Linked DNA regions of Homo sapiens: regions 1, 3 and 4 are each linked to region 2. The links are chromatin contacts, found by Hi-C in ENCODE. All regions are on one chromosome and are shown on one strand. Each heading gives the region's core, a stretch centred on a gene start or an enhancer-like site at or near the end of the contact. The rest is flanking DNA. Distances are from core to core; before and after follow the strand shown.

Region 1 (3,153 bases), core at 255-2,754, 1.5 Mb before region 2:
ACACAATGGAATTGAAGGCTGAGGTGAAGTACAGGCATAAGGCAAGGAAAGCAGAACATTCAAGATGTACCTATATACACCAGTTCTTAAAACACGCAAATCATTTCCAATAAGGCACTGGCTCATGTATTTCTGTTGAGGCAGAAGTCAATCTTAGGATGTGGTCTGTACATATCTGCAGATAAGACTGAGAGTGAAGTAAATTTGATTAAGATCGGAGTCAACACTTCTACAAACGTATTGCAGAATAAACGAGCTAAGAAGAAAGGCATACTTCACAAAAGCTGAATTCAGTGTTATTAGTCCTTCATTCAGATGCTTCATTTTTGCATTTTCAATTGCTTTCCTGTGATATAACTTATCTTTATCTTGGTCTTCCCCATTTGTTTTGCAAATAGTTATGTCGCAGGTCATTTACTGGCTACAATAAATATGACAAAATCATAATAAAAACAGTATTAAGTCGCAATCTAGAATAACAATTTAAGTGAATATGACATAATTTTTCTAATGTGGACTATTCAGTACAACTGTCCTCTTCTTCCATACATATTAACCATATGCAAGTCTTCAGAACAGAAAAAGCCATTGTGTCGTAAAGGAAGGAACACGTGGTTAGAAACTTCATTTTCAACACAGAAACACGGAAAGGTAGAAAGTCCGTTTCCTTAAGTGCGGTAAGGTTTTAACAAAAATAAGGCAAAAAAAATTATTGCGTCCTCTCTTTCTCAAACTTGCTTGCCAAACTTGGAGAAAACTGGTTAGAGAAGGGCGATAAGATGGAATTTTCTTAAAAACATATTCATAAAAACGAACTTCTACCTTAAGGAAATCGTCTTCCTTAAATCCTACCATCCTTACACCGGCAAGCTCAGAGGTACGGGATTTCAGCATTTTACTCAGAATTTTGTATTTTTCCTGATGCTCTGGTCCCTACTTTTTAACAAACTTCAAGGCCGCCAGGCGAGATCCAGTTGCCTTCTGGCACCTGACTTCATTAGATGATTAAAACAACTCAAGAAAATTTGGCAATGGGACACTAAAATTGGTGGAGGTGGAGATTTATCCGTTAATTTCTGAAAGCATTCCGGACAAGAGCGAGCTTTTACTTACCCCTCAGGACAAAAAACACGCACCACTTCCCTCCGCAGTCCCTAACCCCAGTGCCGCCCGGACCTGAGGCCGCACACCACTCCCGCTTCACCAGTATCCCTCTGCGAAAACGGTGGAGACGCGCCCGTCCGCCCCTCAGGGGCCTCTTCCCGGACCTGTCAGACGGCCCCGCGGACGCTTTTCAGTCAGGGCAGCTTCGCCGCAAACGTCCGGTAGGCCCGGCGCTCCGAGGCCTCCGGGGCCGGCCCTCAGAGAGGCGACCGACGCTCCTAGAGCCGCCACCCCGCCAATCGCCGCTCTCGCAGGACACTCGCCCGGCCCCAACGTACCTAGAGCGACGACGCACCAGCCGCAGCAATACCCACAGCCACTTCGAACCGCAGCCGTTAACAATGCTGGTCCGGCCAGGACCTGCTGAAGTAGGTCTCCCTACGCCCACCCCCAGCTGATTATGGACCAATGGCAGCGCGAATATGCGGCAGCCCAGCCAGTCAGGCACAGCCAGCTAGAGTGGGCGGGGCGAAGGGTCGCGAGGGGAAATGGAAGTAGGCTGAGGGGCGCCTGGGGTTCGCCTCCGTGGGCGCTTCTTCCGGTCAGCCACCGGGGCTTACCCGCCATAGCGCAGATGCAGGCTCCTGAGCTGGGCCTTTCTTTTGAGTGACTCGTGTGAAGATTTAGACTTTCGAAACTTATTAGGAATAAGACCTTATTTACAAAAACAACTCCTCACCCGGTCGGTAGTTTCCGATTTGAATTTTCTAATATTGTTTGAAAATATTTATCTTATTTACTTTTTTGGACGACTCCTTAAATTTTGTGACTCAGGAGATTGGTCCTAGCACCGTAGTCTTTTTTTTTTTTTTTTTTTTTTGAGACGGAGTTTCGCTCTTGTCGCCCAGGCTGGAGTTCAGTGGCGTGATCTCAGCTCACTGTACCCCCATTTCCCACCTCCCAGGTTCAAGCGATTCTCCTGCCTTAGCCTCCCGAGTAGCTGGGACCACAGGTGTGCACCACCATGCCCGGCTAATTTTTGTACTTTTAATAGACATGGGGTTTCACTATGTTGGCCAGGCTGGTCTTGAACTCCTGGACCTCAGGTGATCCGCCACCTCTGCCTCCCCATATGTTGGGATTACAGGCATGAGCCACTGCACCCACCCGCACCATAGCCTTGAGTTTGCTAAATTGTCCCAGGAACCTGCCAGCCTTGGCTGCTTGTGATTTCATGAGGCCCGATGCCTTAGGTGGCTGTGCACTTGGATGCCATGAACTCACTCAACAGGTGGTCACTGAATGCCCACTGTGTAGAAAATACAGGAAATACAACAGTAGATTAGATCCATAATGCCCTCTTTTTCATTAATTAATTTATTTATTTATTTGACAGAGTTTTGCTCTTGTTGCCTAGGCTGGAGTGCAATGGCGCGATCTCGGCTCACCACAACCTCCGCCTCCCGGGTTCAAGCGCTTCTCCTACCTCTGCCCCCAACAAGTAGCTGGGATTATAGGCATGCGCCACAGTGCCTGGCTAAGTTTTTTTTTTATTTTTAGTAGAGACGGGGTTTCTCAATGTTGATCAGGCTGGTCATGAACTCCCGACCTCAGGTAATCCACCTGCTTCGGCCTCCCAAAGTGCTGGGATTACAGGCGTGAGCCACCACGCTTGTCATGAGGCTAGAGCTGCCTGCCTTGTCACTTCCAGTTAGGAGAAAAATGAGGCAAGTCCGGACAATCTAGGTTGGGTCATCAATGGAATAACATACTCCAACCAGCCAGTTCCCCAAATATGCTCCAGGGATCTAGGGGTAATCTTTAATGTCAATCCTATTTTTATAATTATACTATTTTTATAATAATATAAAGATGATTTTGCTTTTTTCATTCTCTGAGTCAGGAGAGTACATGGAATTTTCTAGAAGCCTCTGGAAAATCGACGGGTGATATTGCTACAGATTGAATACAGAAGCAGACATGAGAATCTAACTACCAACCTGGGCAACAAAGTGAGATACCCACTTTTCTAGAAAAGTAAAAATAAAA
Region 2 (3,176 bases), core at 158-2,657:
GGCTGTTCAGTTTGGCTTCTCTGTATCTATTGACTGCCCTTTTTGAGCAAAATGAAGATGTTTTTATAAAGCTTGGATGCCAATGAGAGTTATTTTATGGTAACCACAGTGCAAGGCAACTGTCAGCGCAATGGGGGAGAAGAGGTTAGTGGATCGGGGGTCCCTGGCTCAAGGTCTCTGGGCTGTCCCTAGTGGGCACGAGTGGCTCGGCTGCCTTCCTGGGGTCCCGTGCACCAGCCCTGCAGCTAGCAAGTCTTGTGTTTAGGCTCGTCTGACCTATTTCCTTCAGTTATACTTTCAATGACCTTTTGTGCATCTGTTAAGGCAAAACAGAGAAACTCACAACCTAATAAATAGCGCTCTTCCCTTCATTGTGTGCATTGTCGGCCCTTCCTCGGGTTCTCCTCCTCCAGCTGCCTGGGGGCTTTTTAATAAACTTGTCTCACCTCGTCAGCCACTACTGTCTGCAGCCCCTTTGCAAAGTGGATGCACTGAATACAGTCCGGACAGACATTGTGGGGGTCTTTTTATTAAATCAAGAACATTGTTAAATTCAATTAAGGTTTACTCTGCTGCCTTGGCAGACTTACGATCTCAACAGTTCATACGAGCAGGTGAAAGGATTATAAATAGAATTTCGTTAAAGTGGAACAGACGACAAGAAAGCCTTTTAGCAAGAGGGCATGCTCACTAGTGGTTAGTAAGCTGTCGACTTTGTAAAAAAGTTAAAAATGAAAAAAAAAGGAAAAATGAATTGTATATTTAATGAATGAACATGTACAATTTGCCACTGGGAGGAGGTTCCTTTTTGTTGGGTGAGTCTGCAAGTGAATTTCACTGATGTTGATATTCATTGTGTGTAGTTTTATTTCGGTCCCAGCCCCGTTTCCTTTTATTTTGGAGCTAATGCCAGCTGCGTGTCTAGTTTTGAGTGCAGTAAAATAGAATCAGCAAATCACTCTTATTTTTCATCCTTTTCCGGTATTTTTTGGGTTGTTTCTGTGGGAGCAGTGTACACCAACTCTTCCTGTATATTGCCTTTTTGCTGGAAAATGTTGTATGTTGAATAAAATTTTCTATAAAAATTATAATTCAGTGAGTTACGTGGAAGTGGAGGAAGATTTCTACTCTCCCTGGAAACAGGCCTGGGAAACCTTGGCATTTGTAACAAGGTTTCACTGAGATGTACTTTTCCTTCTAATTCCGTTTTGCGGGGGCAGGGTCTCTTGTTTCTTTTTTTTTTTTTTTTTTTTTTTAGCCTCTAACTAGTCACATTTACTCTTAAGAAATGAAAGGTTTTCCAGGAGAGAACTGTGTACAAATAAGGTGACTGGAGATGTGACCTGATGTGTCACGAGGCCCTTCGGGGCGGCAGGCGCTATCGTGGGCGTGGTCCTTGCACCGTCCCATCGGCCTTGCCTTCCAGCTCCGTGGCACGGTTTCCTGGTCTTTGGGCCAGTGTGTACCTTGGAGTGACTTCCTTTCTCAACTTCCACTGCAGTGTGTGTGCCTTCTGCTCTGAGAGCTGCCTTGTGACCCGTGTGATAGAAAGCAGGGAGTGAGGGTCCCCGCGGACCTGGCCCTTCCCTCCTTCCTCCCCCAGAAAGAGGAGTTAGAGCAGGGGTGCGAGAGCCGTTCGCTGTGGGTTTGTCTTTGAACAAACATTAAGGTGTCTTGTTTTTGTTCTGGGCTGGGGGTTGGCTGTAGTCTTAGGTAACTGAAAGTTCCTACTCTCCCTTAAGGTATTAAATGACTCTTTTTCCAAAGAACGTGTTGTAATGTTTCCGTCATCTGCCGCGTTCCCTTTTCCACTCACTCGCAGTTACAGTGTCAGGAGTTTGAGTTTGTTAAACTGGTTCTGGGGAGACAAGCTGAAATTTTAAAGAAAGAAAAATGAACTCCCCTTCTCCGGCCTCACTGTAACCCCTGGGACTATTGTGTCCTCTCCCTCTGTGGGGTGTGGATGCCATCTGTTGACAGCATTCGGAGTCTTCACAGCGGGGAGCCCTGAAAACCACTGCGTGACAGCAAGGGCCTGCGGTCACAGTGGCCCTTCCCACGCCCTCACACACAAGAGCAGCGAGCTGAAGCAGTCTTGTTTCAAAATGAGAAGAGCAGCCAGGCGCGGTGGCTCGTGCTGTGAGCAAAGCCCAAGGGAGACACTATGGGACCTGGCAGAGTCCCCTGCAACGTGGGTGCCTTGACAGGGCGAGAAGCCACGTCTAGACACCATCGCTTCCTGATGGAGGCCCTGACCCAGCTTCTCTTTCACCAGACGGCAAGGACATTTGGCGTCATACATAACATCACTCATTTGCTGTGAGGCAAATGTTTATGGTGCCAGGGATGGAAATTGTGAGTAGTTTAAAGTCTTAACTCTGAAACCACCTTCACAGTTAAAGCAAATGCGATAAAACCTATAGCACCTGGGCCGGATGCGGTGGCTCACACCTGTAATCCCAGCACTTTGGGAGGCTTGAGATCGGTGGATCACTTGAGGTCAGGAGTTCAAGACCAGCTTGGCCAGCATGGTGAAACCTTGTCTCTACTGAAAACGCAAAAATTAGCCGGGCATGGTGGTAGACACCTGCAGTCCCAGCTGCTCGGGAGGCTGAGGCCAGAGAATCACTTGAACCCAGGAGGCAGAGGTTGCAGTGAGCTGAGATCGTGCCACTGCACTCCAGCCTGGGTGACAGCGTGAGGGAGACTCCGTCTCAAAGCCATAGCACCTGAAGGTTCCTTGAATTACTAAGGTGAGGTGTGTAAGTAAGACATCTCTCTTGTGGTTTGGGCTTAGGCTAGGGTCAGAGTTGGTAAACTTTCTGTAAAAGGCCAGAGTAGGTATTGTGTGATGGTCTCTGTTGGGACTCTCAGCTCTGCCAACATAGCATGAACGCAGCCACAGACAACAATTGAGTGGCGAGGCTGTCCCCACAAAGCTTTGTTTTTAAAAACCCCTTTTGTAGGTTTACCAACCCTGGATTGCAGGGAAATGATCTGTCTTCATGGCTTGCTATAAGGGCCTCTTGGGCCAAGAGAGCTTCAGATTAGATAGCCGAGTCACTACCTCCTAGTGGTGTAGGTAGGTCCCCTGGGGAGGAGGGGAGTCAAGATAACAACCAGACCTTGCCAACCCCATTGGACTACATCCCTAAGACTTTTGTGTGAGGGAGTAA
Region 3 (3,367 bases), core at 24-2,523, 1.4 Mb before region 2:
GCTCAGTAAACTTGTTCAACAAATGAGTAACAGAGAAGGAAGAAATAGTGAATAATCTGATATGTCAGACGGAATGGTCATTCCACCAGCAATGTAAGGAAGAAACAGAGACAGGTTAGAGGAAGGCAGTGGCAATGTCAAGTAGAATTGTGGGGACGGAGGGCATGCAGAACTCAACCTCTGGGAGGAGAAATAGAAAAGAGAAGCTATAACTTCTCATTCTTAGGCTGCCCTTTCTTTTGTGACAGCCTCTATCTTGCACCTGCCACTCATTGGTACTTTGCTACATAAAGAAAGGTTTTATGCTGTTCTAGTGATTAGAAAGTTCATGATAATTATAATAATTTCCTTTGGTTCTCTTGAAATTAGTCTAGATATGAGATTTCATTTGGTGTACCTTTTATTCAACTATACCGAGCTGGCTTTGATGATGCAAAACACAAAATAGTTAATTATCAATTATAACAGGACATTTACATAATTACCAAGCAGACCCAAATTGAGTTCATCCTTTTAGAATGAACTTCAAAAGCTGGCTTTGAGTTTCCTCATGATTTTCTTTACTTCCCCAGTTTCCTCACAATAAAATTGTGTTACCCTTATAATGGCATTTTGAAAAAAATAGACCGAAAAAATAAATCAATGATATATTTAACTTTTTCTGTTCTAATCACTCTAAGAGTTTTGGGACAATTGAGTATCACCAATTGAAGAAAAAAAAAAAGAAAAAAGAAAAAACAAAAAAAAGAATTTCCCCTGTTACCACAAAAGAAAAGAGACCATATCCTCCTCCTCTTAGAGTATTCCTGAGAGAAACCTAGTGGTCGTAAATTCTTACTTTAATCTTTTGGTGTGTCTATAAATCTCTTCAGAGGCAAGTAAGCCTCTTGCCAGATTTACAACCCAGAAACATTTTTTTCAAAGGTCTTGGATTTATCCCCTTTGAAATGCAAATGTCTGAGGCAACTATATCTTGGTCACCCAGTCACTGTGGGCGCCTTTCTCTGAACTAGCGGAGGTGGTCATGAGAAAGGAGACCACTCCTCATGTTGTCTTATACTTAATTTCTTGTTTGCTGAAAAGGTAGAAGTTAAAAGAATAAGCAGAAGTGAAATTCATAGTCAGACAGCCCAGCGTCACATTTCGGGCCTGGTAGTTAAAATTCAACCCCTGACCTCACTGCTTGAGTTATCTATAGATTCTAGACACTGTATGAGGAAGCGTTGTGAAACTCCCTGTTCTGTTCTGTTTCGTTGTGATTACTGGTGCATGCAGCCGTCAGTCACCTACCCCTCGCTTGCCCAATCGGTCACGACCCCCTCTTCATGCAGTCCCTTTAGAGGTGTGAGCCCTTAAAAGGGACAGGAATTACTTATTCAGGGAGCTCAGTTTCTAGGACTTGAGTCTGCCGATGCTCCCAGAAGAATAAAGCTCTTTCCTTCCACAATCCGGTGTCTGAGAGGTTGTGTCTATGACTCCTCCTGCTACAGTTAAAGAAATTTTACTAACTTTCCAGTCCACTTCAAGCCCAATTTTTTCACCATTGTTGGGAGTCAGAAACCGATACCCCAAAATAGGGCACTCTGATGGGCCGAACTGAGGAAGACCTAAGGTCTCTCTGACCTCACCCACCTACTTCTCATCGCTCAGTCCTCCGTGTCTCCCAAAACACAGGATGAAGTTGTTCTCTGAAGTTCCCTTATCTACCTAAAGCCCGGACCTGAAAAAGAAGAAAACAATGACCCCGGTCCCTGAGTTTTCATTAGCTGAACTCACATCGCAGGAAGACTGACTGAAGTCTGCCAACACACCTGAACAGACTTGTCACAAATCATTTTCTGCTCTGCAGACCCAACAGACTTTGTTCTGAGCCACTGTGTGTTCTCTAAGCCCATTGAATTCCCCTAAAAATCCTTTGTGGCTGGGAGCTGTGGCTCACGCCTGTAATCCCAGCACTTTGGGAGGCCGAGGCGGGTGGATCACCTGAGGTCAGGAGTTGGAGACCAGCCTGCCCAACACGGCATAACCCCGTCTCTACTAAAAATACAAAAATTAGCTGGGCATGGTGGTGGGCACCTGTAATCTCAGCTATTCGGGAGGCTGAGGCAGGAGAATTGCTTGAACCCAGGAGGCGGAGGTTGTAGTAGGTGGAGATTGCGCCAGTGCACTCCAGCCTGGGCGACAAGAGCAAAACTCTGTCTCAAAATAATAATGATAATAAAAATAAAAATCCTTTGCTATTCTCCTAAAATCATTCACACTTTTCCATGATCCTCTCCCCTAAGAAGTCGGATATAGAAGAATCTGTATCCCTTTGGGATATTAGGCCATCACTCTGCGATCCTCCCCAGCACATGCTAATAAACGTGTATGCCTTTTCTTCTATCATTTACATTTTGTCAGTTGATTTTCAGGGAACTTTCAGAGGGCGAAGGTTTTATTCGAATGGATAATATCCCTTAACTCGTACATGATCTATTGGAATAAAAAAACTTTAGCCCCTAAACATAATGTCAAACTCCCACATAGTCAGTGCCAGCTGGATAGGAATGAGATTCTCTACTTTGCTTCTAGAGGTTGAATTTTTTTTTTTTTTTTTTTTTGGAGACAGAGTCTCACTCTGTTGCCTGGGCTGGAGTGCAGTGGCATGATCTTAGCTCACTGCAACCTCCACCTCCCAGGACCAAGCGATCCTCCCACCTCAGCCTCCTGAGTTGCTGGGGCCAGAGGTGCATGCCACCATGCCCAGCTAATTTTTGTATTTTTTGTAGAGATGGGGTTTTGTCATGTTGCCCAGCCTGGTCTCCAACTCCTGGCTTCAAGTGATCCACCCACTTTGTCCTCCCAAAGTGCTGGAATGATAGGTGTGAGCCACCACGCCCAGTCTCAAAGTTTCAATCTTTCAGGCAAAGATAGAGAAACCCTGCACTTGAGAATCCTAAGGTTTAACTGAGAACCAGGGGCAGTAGTTTCAGCCCAGCCACTGAGGAAGGGTGGGAACAGACCCTGAGGCACACTACCTCTCAAAGGTGATCAGTTTCATCCTTCAGGAAGAATTGGTTAATCCTTTCCATGTAAATTACCATCACATTCACTCACCCTTAGCTGGGCAGTGTTCCTGGGATCTTTTCTTCCCACTTCAAGAAAACAGTGGATCAAATCCCCAACCAACATTAATATCCTACAAATCTCTGCCAAAAATTTGATTAATTTCTACCCCAAAGCTCCACAGACAAATAGTGCAAGAAGAATGCCTTGGAGGGTTGCAACCACTTTAATGAAACCTCCCACTCCGGATCATGTCTTTTTGAATACACAAATAAGGCCATTGCACCAAATAGATGGCAGATTTCCTTTCTTGTGCAAA
Region 4 (3,159 bases), core at 560-3,059, 1.0 Mb before region 2:
TGTGGGGTCATGGGATCATTTTGCTTTATTACCCTCCTAATTAGACATAATTAATAATTATTACAATAATGTTATATAGTGTTTTAGACTCATATACAAAATCTTGAATCCTCATAACAATTCTTTGAGTTGCATGGGATTATTCCAATTTTACAGATAATGTTCACAGAGGTGACATCATATAACCAAGATTACACAAAGAGATTGACCTAACTCTTATGCCTCCAACTCCAGAAGACAAAGTTGGCAAATAATTGGCAGATGAGAAATTGTTGCAGCACTCTCAATAATCCCAGGAAGGAAGTACAGATGTTGATTAATTAACAACAACCAAAGGTATTATCACATCTACAGTAATTAGCATTTATCAAGTGCCTAGAGTGTGTCTGGCATACTGTGCTAAATTCTATTTATTAATCAATCTAATTCTCACAACAAACCTGTCATGTAGGTGCCATTAGTATCTCCATTTAACAGATGAAAAAACGGAGGCTCAAAGAGGTGAAATAACAACTAGTTTATATAAGTAGCAAGTTGCAGAGACAGTTCACAAACCCAAATAATTTAACTCCAGAGTCAGTGCTTGTCACCACCACCTAAACTACCTCCATTGATGGTGTACTTCTAATATTAATAACAATGACATCAATTACATCAATTCATTGGACAGAGCAACTGTGAGTTGTGAGTCCCATCTCTTACCATTGGTTAAAAAAACATACAAGTTTTAGGAGCAGGATTCCATTACACTGTCTCTGTTCAAATAAGTAGAAACAAGTAATTGGGGCAATGGCCTTGATAAATAATCTTACCATAAAGCTGCTTTCACAGAAAAATACTTGTTTGTATGTATTTTCTACCTTTATTAGAACATTTGGATAGTTGTGTAGGTCTGTGCTGTTCTTAAGGAAGGTGGCTATTATTAAGGGTGGTGGACTTGATTCAAGTCCTCCCAGTTTTGATGTGTTCCTTGACCAGTTGATTCTTATTTCCCTGACTTGTAAATTGCCGTCAGCTTCAGCTTGCCTTATTAAGAATTCTGTATAGTTGGCCGGGAGTGGTGGCTCACGCCTGTAATCCCAGCACTTTCGGAGGCTGAGGCGGGCGGATCATGAGGTCAGGAGATCAAGACCATCCTAGCTAACATGGTGAAACCCCATCTCTACTAAAAATACAAAAAATTAGCCGGGTGCAGTGGCAGTTGCCTGTAGTCCCAGCTACTAGGGAGGCTGAGGCAGGAGAATGGCGTGAACCCGGGAGGCGGAGCTTGCAGTGAGACGAGATCGCGCCACTGCACTCCAGCCTGGATGAAAGAGTGAGATTCCGTCTCATTAAAAAAAAAAAAAAAAAAAAAAAAAAAAAAAAAAAAAAAAAAAAAAGCTGCATAATCAATAGGCTGTAAATAAATGGAAACATATGCCCCTTCCCACATGTGGGGAATGTTGCTGTTGGCTCTTCTGCCCCTTAGCTGTCTTGTAGCACAATGCTTCAGCTTTCAGTTGAGTCTCTTTGTGGCTTGTCTAACTGCTGCTATCATATCCAGGTGATTAAGCTGTTATAGCCTTAATGGCAAGTTTCAATTCACTGTCGTCTTCCTCAGCTTTGGGTCTGGGAGCCCCTTACGTTCCCACTTTGTTCTCTCTGGGACCATCTTTCCATCTTCAATAAGCCTAACTTCTGAGCCACAGCAAAACAAATGCGTATGCGTTGAAGATAGTTTCAGAACTTGTGCATTGGGAAATTTTCTGTGGTTTAACACGGTGAGAAGAACTGGAATAGCCTGTGCTGTTCAGAAGCCAGAACTGATACTGAAAGCAGGTGCAGGCCTGTCAGCCACACAGCTGGTTGAGTTAACTCTATTAGACACTATTGGACAATTTTGTTATCTGAAATAGAAACCAGTATGGTGGCAGGCTGTCCCTTTGCCAAATGATGCCCCTGCTAGGCTGGTTTAGGTCTGCCTTTCTTGTTGGTGCATCTGCTGGGTTTTGCTGCCAGCATGTTGAAAACTGGCAGTTCTGTAAAGTTTTATTGTCTTCCTAGGTGTTTTTGTCCAGGAAAGAAATACTAAGATTTGCCGTTTTTTTAAATGATGACTTGGCATTTTGACTCTTGGCTGTACTTTAGCTGGAAGAAATTAGTGTCTGATTTTATTCTAATACTGGAACTGCATCTTTTTTTTTTTTTTAACCAAGAATGATTTTCTAGTTCTCTCCAAATCAAACATTCTTGGGAGCCTCTATTCTAAATTGTTTTTCACACTCAGTTCTAATGCCTTCACGTAATGGATTTTGTAATTTTGTTCTTTTCTTTTTTTCTTTTGAAAATCAGCAACAAGTAAAAAGAACCCCTGTGGGTGAAATACAATATCCCTCCCAAAGGAGAAATGGAAAAAAAAATGTTATTTCAAACTTCAAGCCCAAACGTTATCTGCCTTCTACATTTTAAGCAGGCTCAGAGCCTTGAGGATTGAGTCAAAGAATGCAAAACATGACCTCTCAAAGGCAAAAGCTAAAAAAAAAGTTGGACCTAGAACATCAAATAGCTCTTACCAAAGAGTGTTTTGATGAGTGAAGTGTAAATGAAGCGTAGAATATAGCTCTTTTCCAGGATACAAGGCCCAATTTCCGAAACATGCAAACACTCTCTCAATTGAATGCATTAGCTGCTTAGTTCCAGAGCTGCTGAAGTATAAAATGCGATAACTTATGTTAAACACCCAGCACTGTGCCTAGCCGATGTTGGACCCTCAATTTAATATTATTATTAATTATTTCTATATAGAGGGGAAACATAAAGAAACTTGTTTCAATTACTTATTTGACCTAAAATACAAGGTTGCACAATGCGTTGTAGCAAATGTCTATAAATCTTTACATAAAGGTCCCTGGAATAGAATCTCATTCTGCAAATTCAAGATCCTGTCTGGAGAAAAAGAGTGAAGACTCTATATGTATATTTTTGAATGAAATAGAGCACCCATATCTACTATGTGTCTTATGAGAAATGTTTCCCTAGAGGAGACTCATAAGGAGTGACCCAAGAACTGGCTTCAGAGTTTTAAAGGACTGCCATCCGGAAATTGTAGTAGAATTAGTCTCCTTTGCTTACAGTAGAGAACTAGAGCTAGTGGGTTGAAGCTTCAAGGAAATAACTGTG

The links. Hi-C counts contacts between places; a loop is a spot of excess contacts on that map. Pooled maps may share reads with other maps.
Region 1: a loop to region 2 is called in a pooled map, with 4 times the contacts of the local background. The contact joins the promoter of ATF7IP2 here to the enhancer-like site in region 2. A Hi-C loop is called at or near these places in 2 of 37 single-sample maps with no recorded cell type and 2 of 50 pooled maps.
Region 3: a loop to region 2 is called in a map with no recorded cell type, with 19 times the contacts of the local background. The contact joins two enhancer-like sites. A Hi-C loop is called at or near these places in 6 of 37 single-sample maps with no recorded cell type and 3 of 50 pooled maps.
Region 4: a pooled map shows a loop between it and region 2 (12-fold over the local background). The contact joins two enhancer-like sites. A Hi-C loop is called at or near these places in 2 of 37 single-sample maps with no recorded cell type and 4 of 50 pooled maps.

The regions. Positions count from the first base shown.
Region 1 is chr16:10,384,412-10,387,564 of GRCh38, reverse strand. It overlaps ATF7IP2 (activating transcription factor 7 interacting protein 2), which reads right to left and starts at 1,504. Exons shown (of 14, transcript NM_001393719.1): 1 at 1,443-1,504. RefSeq lists a silencer at 1,626-1,765.
Region 2 is chr16:8,890,687-8,893,862 of GRCh38, reverse strand. USP7 (ubiquitin specific peptidase 7) reads left to right here. Exons shown (of 31, transcript NM_003470.3): 31 at 1-1,766. Among named protein-coding and RNA genes, the nearest start is that of LITAFD, 9.9 kb to the right of the region's middle. RefSeq lists enhancers at 1,476-1,705, 1,756-1,815, 1,886-2,035, 2,096-2,365. Within about 2 kb of position 1,407, at least 11 of the 41 ENCODE cell types and tissues checked have a DNase peak (open chromatin) inside an H3K27ac peak, as active enhancers do.
Region 3 is chr16:10,295,442-10,298,808 of GRCh38, reverse strand. No RefSeq gene overlaps it. Among named protein-coding and RNA genes, the nearest start is that of ATF7IP2, 89 kb to the left of the region's middle. RefSeq lists an enhancer at 972-1,021. Within about 2 kb of position 1,273, at least 5 of the 41 ENCODE cell types and tissues checked have a DNase peak (open chromatin) inside an H3K27ac peak, as active enhancers do.
Region 4 is chr16:9,913,126-9,916,284 of GRCh38, reverse strand. The region is part of intron 3 of GRIN2A (glutamate ionotropic receptor NMDA type subunit 2A); the gene reads left to right. Among named protein-coding and RNA genes, the nearest start is that of GRIN2A, 270 kb to the left of the region's middle. Within about 2 kb of position 1,809, at least 3 of the 41 ENCODE cell types and tissues checked have a DNase peak (open chromatin) inside an H3K27ac peak, as active enhancers do.